Linked DNA regions of Homo sapiens: region 2 is linked to region 1. Evidence: chromatin contacts called from ENCODE Hi-C or POLR2A ChIA-PET data. All regions are on one chromosome and are shown on one strand. The core of a region is the stretch at or near the end of the contact, and the rest is flanking DNA. Distances in the headings are between cores, read along the strand shown.

Region 1 (4,781 bases), core at 778-3,277:
GATGTACTTCTTTTGCATTTTTATTGTGAAATACAGAACCAGTTTTGGCACTTTATGTAAGTGGAATCATTTGTATTCTTCTGTGTCTTGCTGCTTTTGCTCAAAATTGTATTTTGCGATTCATCCATGTTGAGTGTGGCATTAGTGCATTCATTTTCAATGCTGAATAATATTTCCTTACGTGAATTTACCATGTTATTTGCCATGCTATTTTATTCTTTAGGGACTTGTGGGTTATTTCTAGTGTTGAACAATTGTGACCGATGTTGTCTCTTTTTTTAAAAGTTCATTTTTCTGTTCAAGAAGGTCTAAGAATGTGATTTTAAACATCTTTAAATATTTTAGGAGGTCAGGATCCCTTTCCAATTCCCTTGAAATGAAACCTGACAAGTGGTTCCTGTGGGTTCCTGATTTGCTTACTCATGAGACCAAACCTGAGAAGTCTGAGGAGCATTTCTAAATTAAAATGTTTAAATAGGTCAGGTGAACTGAAAAAACAAAGAAACAGTTATTACCAGATCTCCCATTTCCCCTAGCTCTTCCACTTCATTGTTGCAATCTTAGCGAAATGCAGTCAGCTTGCATATTTTCCTGCATCGGTCCTTTGATCAGTAAAGTAATTTCTTTTCCTTCCTTTGTGCAAATCTTTTGATTATAGTAAGTTCATTCTTTAAAGACCAAACGTGGTAAAAAATATTAACAACTTGAATAATTTTAGCAACTATCTAAAATAACTTATTTTGCAGGGGATAAAACTAGAAATATTTACTTTTATAAAGTGAATCATCAAAATATAATACAACCAGTAATAAGATCATAGTGTATCATATATTTTAATAACAACATATAAGATAGACACAGTGTAGTATAGAAGTTCAGGGTATAGGCTCTGGAGTCAGAAAGACCAGGTTCAAATTTCAGTTCCACTTCTTACTGCCCATGTCAATGTGGTGAATTTCTTAACCTTCTAGAAGTAGCTTTCCTCAATTATAAAATAAGGATAATAGTAGTATCTATTTTAATAGGGCCATTGTGACCATCAAGTAAAAAACCTCAATAAATGTTAGTTGTTGTTGATATATTTAGCACATCCAAAGGGTAGAATAACCAGAGTATTTATTAACAAATCTTGTCAGAGATAGTTATCTGCTTATGTTATAGCTATTTATTCAACATTTAATAGGCTCCTCTTCTGAGGCAGAGGTTGTGGATCAGACAAAAGTACAATTTGTGGAGGTAAGACAATTAGAAAATTATGATCAAGTGGCAATGTTAAATAAAATATATTTGAAAACATAAAGTAGGAAGTGATTGCAGAATGTGGATCAATTGAAGGTACAACTTTCTAGGAATTGTATTTTGAATTTGATCTCAAACGAGGTAATAGCCACAACTTTGCCACGAAGAAAATTGAAGTTCTTTCTTCCAGAAAATGTGTGCATGTAAAGAATAGAAGGAAAAATGAGTACGACCTCTTTTGGGGGATAATAGGAATGGAAACTGTGAATGGAATGGGTGAAGAAGGGAGACATAATTGGTGGAATATTTTATAAACAGCTTTTCTTAAGACTCATATTTATTAGATGGTAGGAAAAATAAAAATTCAGTTCCATTTGGATTGGCTTACTGAATTATAAACTTATTAAGGCAAAATGTGACCAATCTGGCAGATTAAAGAAAAGTGGTAATATTTTGGCAAAATAAACTTTCTATATTTTCCTTTTCTTAATAAAGATATAAATAATAAAGCACTTTGACATTTCAGAGATTTGAAATTTATATTGAAAAACCACTCTTGAAATTCCTGTCAGTCATTTGAATCATTTGCTTCTTTTGTCATCTTCTTGTTACTTTTTTTTTTTTTTTTTTAAAGATAAGACTCCTTCCCTATTGCTTCGACTATAGTTAGTATTTTCTAGGTTGGCTGTAGGGATTGTTCCCTGAAGCTTATATACCTCACCACGCGTTGACGACTCCCCCAGGTCAATAGAATCCACTAGGTGGCGCCCAGGTCTACTGCCGCGTCTCGTCTCCGCTGGGCGCAAATCTTGGAACAGCTGTGGATGTTCGAGGAGTGGTTGGAGAGATCAATATGATCCATGTGGAGCAGCTTCCCTACCGTCTGCTCCAAAAGGCTGTAAGCCTGGTGTCCTTCAAACTGTTACTGTAATGAAATACCCGAATATGGACAATGATGGTGTGGTTTTGAGTACGAGAAAGCCTGCGGTTTTGCTTCGTGAGACTTAAAGACGAGCAGGCAGACAGGCATCCATCCAGCTGCAGTTCATAGCCGATGCCCCCGACAAGTAGCAGGCTGGCGACTGAGAAGCTCCCCAGAAGCTACCTTTAATGCCCAAAGATTGATTTAGGCAATGACACTGCAATGTACGGAAGGGGAAAAAGGGACGAGAGGAAGGTATCAAAAAGAGGGAGATTATTTCAATATTAACTTGAGTGCAGGCATAATTCGCTCTCATTTCTGGCAGGCAATTGAGCACTCTGCTTCATATGCAAAATCGAGGGTACATTCTGATGTAGATTTCAGATAGCGGGAAATGAAGGTATTTTGTTTTTCTTTTAAATTGCATTGGGCAATTTCCTTTCTTATATGAAACGCTGTAGGCTTTGTACAATTATTTTATACGTTATTACCATTCTTCTAAAAAGGGACAGCTTTTTTCTTTCCAATTTAAAGTAGTGGATAATGACTTTGGCAGCATTTTCCTGCCTTTTTCAAGTTTATGGAACCCATTCCTCATCATTAGGCTGAAGATGCAGATAAGAAAGGACGAGCCTTTTTCTGGAGCTTGTCACATCAATGTTGCTTCTTAGGTGATTAAAAAGAAAGCAGCGAGGATCTTGGAGAAAACGTCTGACAAAAGGTAATGGAAACCCAGAAACAGACGAAAACCGGTGATAGATTAGGCAAACCTTCTCTGCTAAGTGCATGTGTGCATTTCAGCTCAGGAACAAAAATAAGACCCTGTTCTACGGAGGCTCTTAAAAAACTGACCTGTGCTGGCCCCACACGCTAAGGTTTATTTGAGGCGCCCGAAGGTGATTAGATCCAGGAGGAGGCGTTTTTCTGCAGTTTAGCTTAGGAACTCAGAGCCAGCCAAATGCTTACTGCAGCTGCTTGTTGGCTGGTTCAAAGGTATAGAGCTGCTTTAATTAAAATCGGCAGGCGCGTTTTGATTTTGGTCAAAATAGATTTTGTTATTTTTAAACTTCCTGTGGAATTAAAAAAAAAGTATTTTTATTCCCTTTTCTTTTGTCCAGCATTCTTATTCCCATTTCCATCCTCTGCTATCATAATAATGGGAGGGGGTTCAGTATGGAATTCTAAAAATCTCCCCAGGTTTATCTCTTCAGGGATACGCGATGGTCCAACAAAAACATCTTTAGCACAAATGTAGCTTGGAGTATATGGAAATTGTGTAGTAGTCACAGAGGTATTTCTTAAAAATATCTTTGCTAATAATTTTGGTAGGCTAGAAGTAGATGAGTGAACATGATATTCAACTATGGAAGGTATTTTGCCTGGTGTTCAGTTGGTTTATTGTTTTGAAGGAGGGAAATTGGCATGCAATTTAATAAAGAAAGTACTTTTTCTAAAACGAAACATTTATTTCTATTTATTAAAATATGGTATTTCAATATGCAACAAAGAAAAAATGATTTCTGGTATGATACTAGAAACAAATCTGGAAGTGAAAAAAAGGATGACTAAAAAACATTGTAGTTAACAATATAAATCTCTAGAAGCAATATACTTTTCACCTCTGGGTGCCACTGTTCAACTGCTTCTCGTTTTTATGACTGTTTGAAAGCCAGATGCTTCTTGTAGATGTATTCTTAAAAGAATCTGTTAAAGAGACATTTTCTCTATCTCTAGTTATCTGCTAAATAACTTTTTTGGCACCTGGAGTAAATTCAGCATGGTTGTGATTTTCCATTTTAATTACCAAATGATGACCAAATAATATTGAAGATTGTTTATATGGGCAATTGGCTAGGTTAAAAGCCTGATTTCATCTCTTATGGAAATGAATTTTGTATTTGCCTTTCTGGTAGGCATTTAACCAGAAAAAGCCTTTAAAACACAAGGGAGTTTTAGGTTAAATTTGTTATCATTTGTAGGTATGATTTTAATTCTGCACAAATGTTTCAATACAAATAAATTTTATAAAAGAGAAGTAATGGGTAGACATTGGAAGGAATTAATCAATGAAAATATAATTTCAAGAACCTAACTTTGTTAACTGAAATATTATTTTTCACTTAATTTTAAAGCTTAATTCCTTTAGCAATTCCATGAAAAAAACCCTACAGGAATTTGTCTACATATTTTCTGAATTCTTCTCAGGTGTGATTATTTTAATAAAAATAACAATATTTGTAATTTTGCAAAATGTATGAGTAATTTTTTTTTTTTTACAAACTAGGCAGTGAATTAGTATTTTGTAACAAGAAACAAATGCACATATTCGGTTGGTTTTTAAATCTCTAATTACTTATTTTAAACTTGGGGCTTATCAGAAATGCGAGAGAAAGTGGTTATAATGCCAAAGTTAATTTTGTTTTGTCATATACAAAGTAGTTAATCTAAAAATTATTGATTGATATTCTCCCTCTTTTAACTCTTTTAGGACTCGATATTTAAAGCAAAACTAATTTATCTAGGTGTTCTACGGCACAAAATTAATTCTCCTGGGACTGGTCCAGGCCAAGCCTCATTATGGAACGGTTCCTCTTGCTGAACTAGTCTAAGCCTGATTCTT
Region 2 (4,781 bases), core at 1,518-4,017, 400 kb after region 1:
ATGTCCTTGTGTTTAGACATCTAGTGTAGCTCTCAGACTTAATTAGAGCTGTGTTGAGCACTTTTTATCTTAACAATCTCTCTGTGAGTAGAGGTAAAAAATAATAGGAATCGATATAAACAGCCTAAGAGGAATACCTCAGAAAGATAGAAATATTATTTTTGCTGATGCACATTTTTTATTTTGAAAAATCATGAAGATCTCCATTAGGAAATCATTCTTCCTTGGCATTGTGTTGCATGCTCAACAAATAGAAGGTAAATATGCTAAAATTGGTGTCTTTTTCATGAAAACCACATAACTGTAAAGCTCTTTGTTTTCACCCAACTGCTGAAAACATTTGTGTAGGCAATTTCAGTAAACATTTGGAGAATTGGAAGTGCTCTTTCCTACACATATGGTTCTTTATGAAGAGGTAATTTTTATCTATGTTCTACTCAATTGAATATTTATAAGTCTGTTTGGCCTCAAAGGTACCTGATCTCCCCCCAAAATACAATTGCCCTGTAAAGCTAAAGTGAGATTTATTCACTTACCCTTTAAGAACTTTGCAAGTTATTTTCATTTTTCTCCCTATGAATTTGTTCCCAGTATAATCCTAAATTTGTCTAATTTGCTGTGTTATTGCAATTAGTCAATTCTCCCTCAGTTACACAAATAATAGCCTTATAAGTAAGTTTGAGGCTGTAAATCATTCATCCATTAAAAATGCCATTTCCTTGTACTGCAAATTCGATTCATTTAGAAGAGAAAAACCATGGCGTGGAACAGAATTATGCAATGTCATGGACACATTAACATTTGGATCAAAATTTTACATTGTGTCAGCCAGTAAACAGTATAAATGGTTCAGATTTGCAATAAATAATTGTCTATTAATACTCTGGCATGCTGTAGCAAATTATAGTCTCACTTCAGTAAGCACAGCTGTAGATAGGCACCAGGGCCGAAGGAAGCAAGTGCCACAATTGGTTTGAGAGGAAAAGAGCCCGTTATGCAGGGATGCAGGGCAGGGGCAGCTCTCTTCAGCAACTGGAGGCATAGCTGTGGATTAAATGCTTGTGTTTATAAACACAGGAGGAAGACCCAGTGGGCTTTTACTGTAGCTGGAACATTAGACACCAAAACGCAGCCCTTTGCTAGAAGATGCGTCTTTGTGTTTGCTGAATGTGAGAGGGATGGTGGCACATTCTATATTAACCAGAAAAATGTTCCTGATGATAGGACCAACTTTGATGTCCCTCGGATCTAGGAGCCAGGCTTATGGCTGGAGCAGCAACAATATTAGGTGTTGATTATGGAGTCACTCAGGGACCACCAGAAGCTCAGACTCTCCCCAGAGGCTACCTTATGTGTGGGGGCAATTTAGGCCCTTCTTCCCTCTCTCCCTGTCATGATCTTCTTCACTAACCAATTGAGGAACCTATAATTAATATCATTTTTCACTGTTTGGCTTAATGCTTTTAAGCCCTGTTAAAATGCAAACAAGATATCTGGAAAAGTTGATAAGGAGATATGTGAACATTCATTGACATCTCGGCATGCAGCAGGTTCTCAACTTAGTCAAAATTACGGCACTGAGTAGGATGAACTGGAACATCAGGGCAGGCAGCACAAATGATGGGAAAATGAAGTGTTGCTGAGAGAACATCCTGATGGCCAGGATCACTATGTACGAAATGCAGGGGTATACAGAGAGGATTGGGAATGATTCTCAATGGTGACTAACATTTGTAGAATTCACCTGTGAGGGCAGGCAGTACTATCATTATCCCCACTTCCCAGATGAGAAAACTGAGGCCCAGAGATGTTAAGTAAAGTAACTTGCTCATCAAGTTTACCCAGCCAGTGTGACAATTTATACTACGGAATTGGGTGGGTCTAAAAGCTAATTTACCTTAGTTCAGAATTTAGCCTGAGGCTGTCTAGGAATAACAGATCTTGCTTTGCTTAAAGCCATGATGTTAGATTAATTGATATTGTGACCCTTGGCAAATATCAAAGTTTCGTGGAATTCTCTATAATAAAGACTCTAGACTTTAGAAAAGTCAATTCAAAACACTAAAGTTATTCCTTTATTCCTACTGTTATCCTATTCTGTTCCTTAGCTCACAAAGGAAAAAATAATCCCCTATTGACCTCCAAATTTAGCATTCATTTGATTTCATTTATACATTTAAAATAGAGAAGAATTAAAGCAACCTTATAAATTATATTTTAATAAGAATATTGATATCTGAAAAGCTAGCAACCCAGAGAAATGTTTTTCTTGCTTGACTTAGATAATATTTTCATCAACATAAGAAAAACAAATTGAGCCCCTATGAAGTATAGGGTGTGCCCTGGATTTTAGATGGTTGCCTAATTTTCCTTTTCATGTCTGTTAAAAGCCAAGTTTAATTTGGAGCTATTTCTCAAGAAGGGTGAGCAGCTGTGATTGATTTATTTGAATACTTTACAACATTTAAAAATAGTTTTTCTAATTCACCAGAGAATTATTAAATCCTTGGGGCTGTATGCTCTCTTTTGTAGTCTTAGGTTCTCTCTCATGCTTGGACAATTCTAGTGTCTTTGCCAACAATAGCTACTTTTTCTTGCACACCACTAAACTAATCATTGCAAAAGGTCATTGTTGTGACATCATTCTCCTGTCCCAAACTGTCAGTGGCTCTTCACTTCCTCCCAAGTAAACTCTGTGTCAGAGCCTCCACCATCTGGGTGCTGTTTACTATTCAATACATATTTCCCACAGCTTTCTGGGCAAGCCCACTGTGCCTGGCACTGTCTCTGATCTCCATGGTGCTGCACGTCTGGCCACCACCCTTTCCTCCCCTCCCTTAGTTATTTGGCCTCCAATGCCTTTACCATCTCTCCAGCCTCCTCCCACGCACTCCCCACATCTTTGAAATCTTTTTCTTTTCTTTTTTAATTCCAGCTCTTTTCCTCTCTAAAACTCAAGATTTGACATTTATTCTAGAATCATAAAAGGCTAGAACTCACGGGGACAGGAGTGGAGCTATCTGTCATTTTTAAATATAGCTTCTCTCAATCTTTATTTAGTGGACTTGCTCTGGATTAGGGATGAGAAGACCTGACTCTACTGTTTTCTTGATAAGTGACCTTGAACCAGACACATGTGCTCAAGTTCCATATCTGTAAAATGAAGATACCTGGCCTTCCTACTTCACAAGGTTCTTTTGAAGATCAAATGTAATACTGCATAATAAAGTGACTCATAAATTCTTTTTTTTTTTTTTTTTGAGATGAATTCTCACTCTGTTGCCCAGGCTGTCATGACCTGGTGCAATTTCAACTCACTGCAACCTCCGCCTCCAGGGTTCAAGAGATTCTCCTACCTCAGCCCCACCGAGTAGCTGGGATTACAGGCATGCACCACCACTCCCGGCTTTTTTATTTTATTTTTATTTTTTGTATTTTTTGTATTTTTAGTAGAGATGGGGTTTTGCCATTTTGGTGAGGTTGGTCCTGAACTCCTGACCTCAAGTGACCTGCCCGTCTTGCCTCCCAAAGTGCTGGGATTACAGGAGTGAGCCTCTGCACCTGGCCTGACCCATAAATTCTAAAGTACTAAGTGATGTCCTCATATATAGCACAGTCCCTCCAGCCCCTGCAATTCAAAGATACATCTCACTGTACTTAGGAGAGTTAGAGTAGAGGCATGACCTAACTTGTTAGCTGTTTATCTCCTATAGAAAGTGGTCAACAGATCTTTGTTGGTAAAATGAATGAATATTCATTTCTTATCTTTCAATGAGAATGTGATAACTTTGGTTATTGATGTATACTTCCGTGCAAATTTGCTCATGCAATTTCAACCACATCCCCCAGAACAACTTTCTACCATGCTAATTGCTCCGAACATTTAAATACCAGCATAGGAATGGAAGCTACTGACTGTTAACATTTCTCACATTTAGTTGCTGAATGCCTCTCACATTTACTTACTGAATGTGTGCTTTAGACCATCTTAAAAATATAATAGTATGTCTGATAAAGAGGCCCATCAGTCCTCAAAATGTCTTCATCTTTTAGTGTTGAAACAATAATGATGATTTGCTTCATTTGTGCTCTACACACCAATGAGATGAGCTAACTGCATATCTACTATGAAATAATGTCTATTATTACATGGATAACTACCCATTAACTCCATTGGAAACACTGGTAATTACACAGTATGTTACGTTAATGCACCTGTGTTAGCTTCTGATTGCCATATTATTAATTCAAGTGACCTCTTGAATTAATTCAAGTTTCCCATCATCATTTTCTTATTCTGGAACTCTCTAACACTTTAGAGACTGTTGGCTAAACAATAAAAGTATACAGTGAAAACTATTTTCAAAAAAAAGAGGATCTGATGTGTGATCCCATTGATGTTTGTTGTTGTTTTTCACTTCTTTGCTTGACATATATAAACAACTTTAGAGCTATATTCTGTTACCTTCTGTGCAAAATTAGAACAATTTTCACTTTGTGAAGAGTTGCAGAAAGATTTGACCTTTAAAAACTCTGAAACACGTCTGGTTCACAAACAGAATCACATCTTAAAAGCCCTAAGTTTGCTCTAAAAGTGTCAATCAAGTTTTCAGCACACTAACACACGTAATAATGAAAGGCTTGTATTTGCTCCTAAAACCCAAGTTGCCTCCCAGTCACTCTGCATCTGGTTACACCAAACTTAACTTTTCTACAGTCCATCTAGTCCTGACCTTCCCCTCTTCTTACGAGCCCCCATTTAACCAAAGCAACTCCAGCCC

What was found. A loop is a pair of places that touch in the nucleus more often than their neighbours do. ChIA-PET counts read pairs that join two places held with the same protein, here RNA polymerase II (POLR2A). Pooled maps may share reads with other maps.
Region 2: a map with no recorded cell type shows a loop between it and region 1 (2.8-fold over the local background). The contact joins two enhancer-like sites. A Hi-C loop is called at or near these places in 2 of 168 maps with a recorded cell type or tissue (CD8-positive, alpha-beta T cell and naive thymus-derived CD4-positive, alpha-beta T cell), 14 of 37 single-sample maps with no recorded cell type and 8 of 50 pooled maps. POLR2A ChIA-PET finds 5 or more read pairs at or near these places in 3 of 52 experiments (BJ, activated T-cell and activated naive CD4-positive, alpha-beta T cell).

What each region holds. Positions count from the first base shown.
Region 1 is chr2:177,146,322-177,151,102 of GRCh38, reverse strand. The region is part of intron 1 of LOC105373760 (a long non-coding RNA gene); the gene reads left to right. Among named protein-coding and RNA genes, the nearest start is that of MIR4444-1, 64 kb to the left of the region's middle. RefSeq lists an enhancer at 2,005-2,728. Within about 2 kb of position 2,027, at least 2 of the 41 ENCODE cell types and tissues checked have a DNase peak (open chromatin) inside an H3K27ac peak, as active enhancers do.
Region 2 is chr2:176,751,862-176,756,642 of GRCh38, reverse strand. LOC101929963 (a long non-coding RNA gene) reads left to right here. Exons shown (of 4, transcript XR_923598.3): 4 at 3,061-3,243. Among named protein-coding and RNA genes, the nearest start is that of LINC01117, 120 kb to the right of the region's middle. Within about 2 kb of position 2,767, at least 5 of the 41 ENCODE cell types and tissues checked have a DNase peak (open chromatin) inside an H3K27ac peak, as active enhancers do.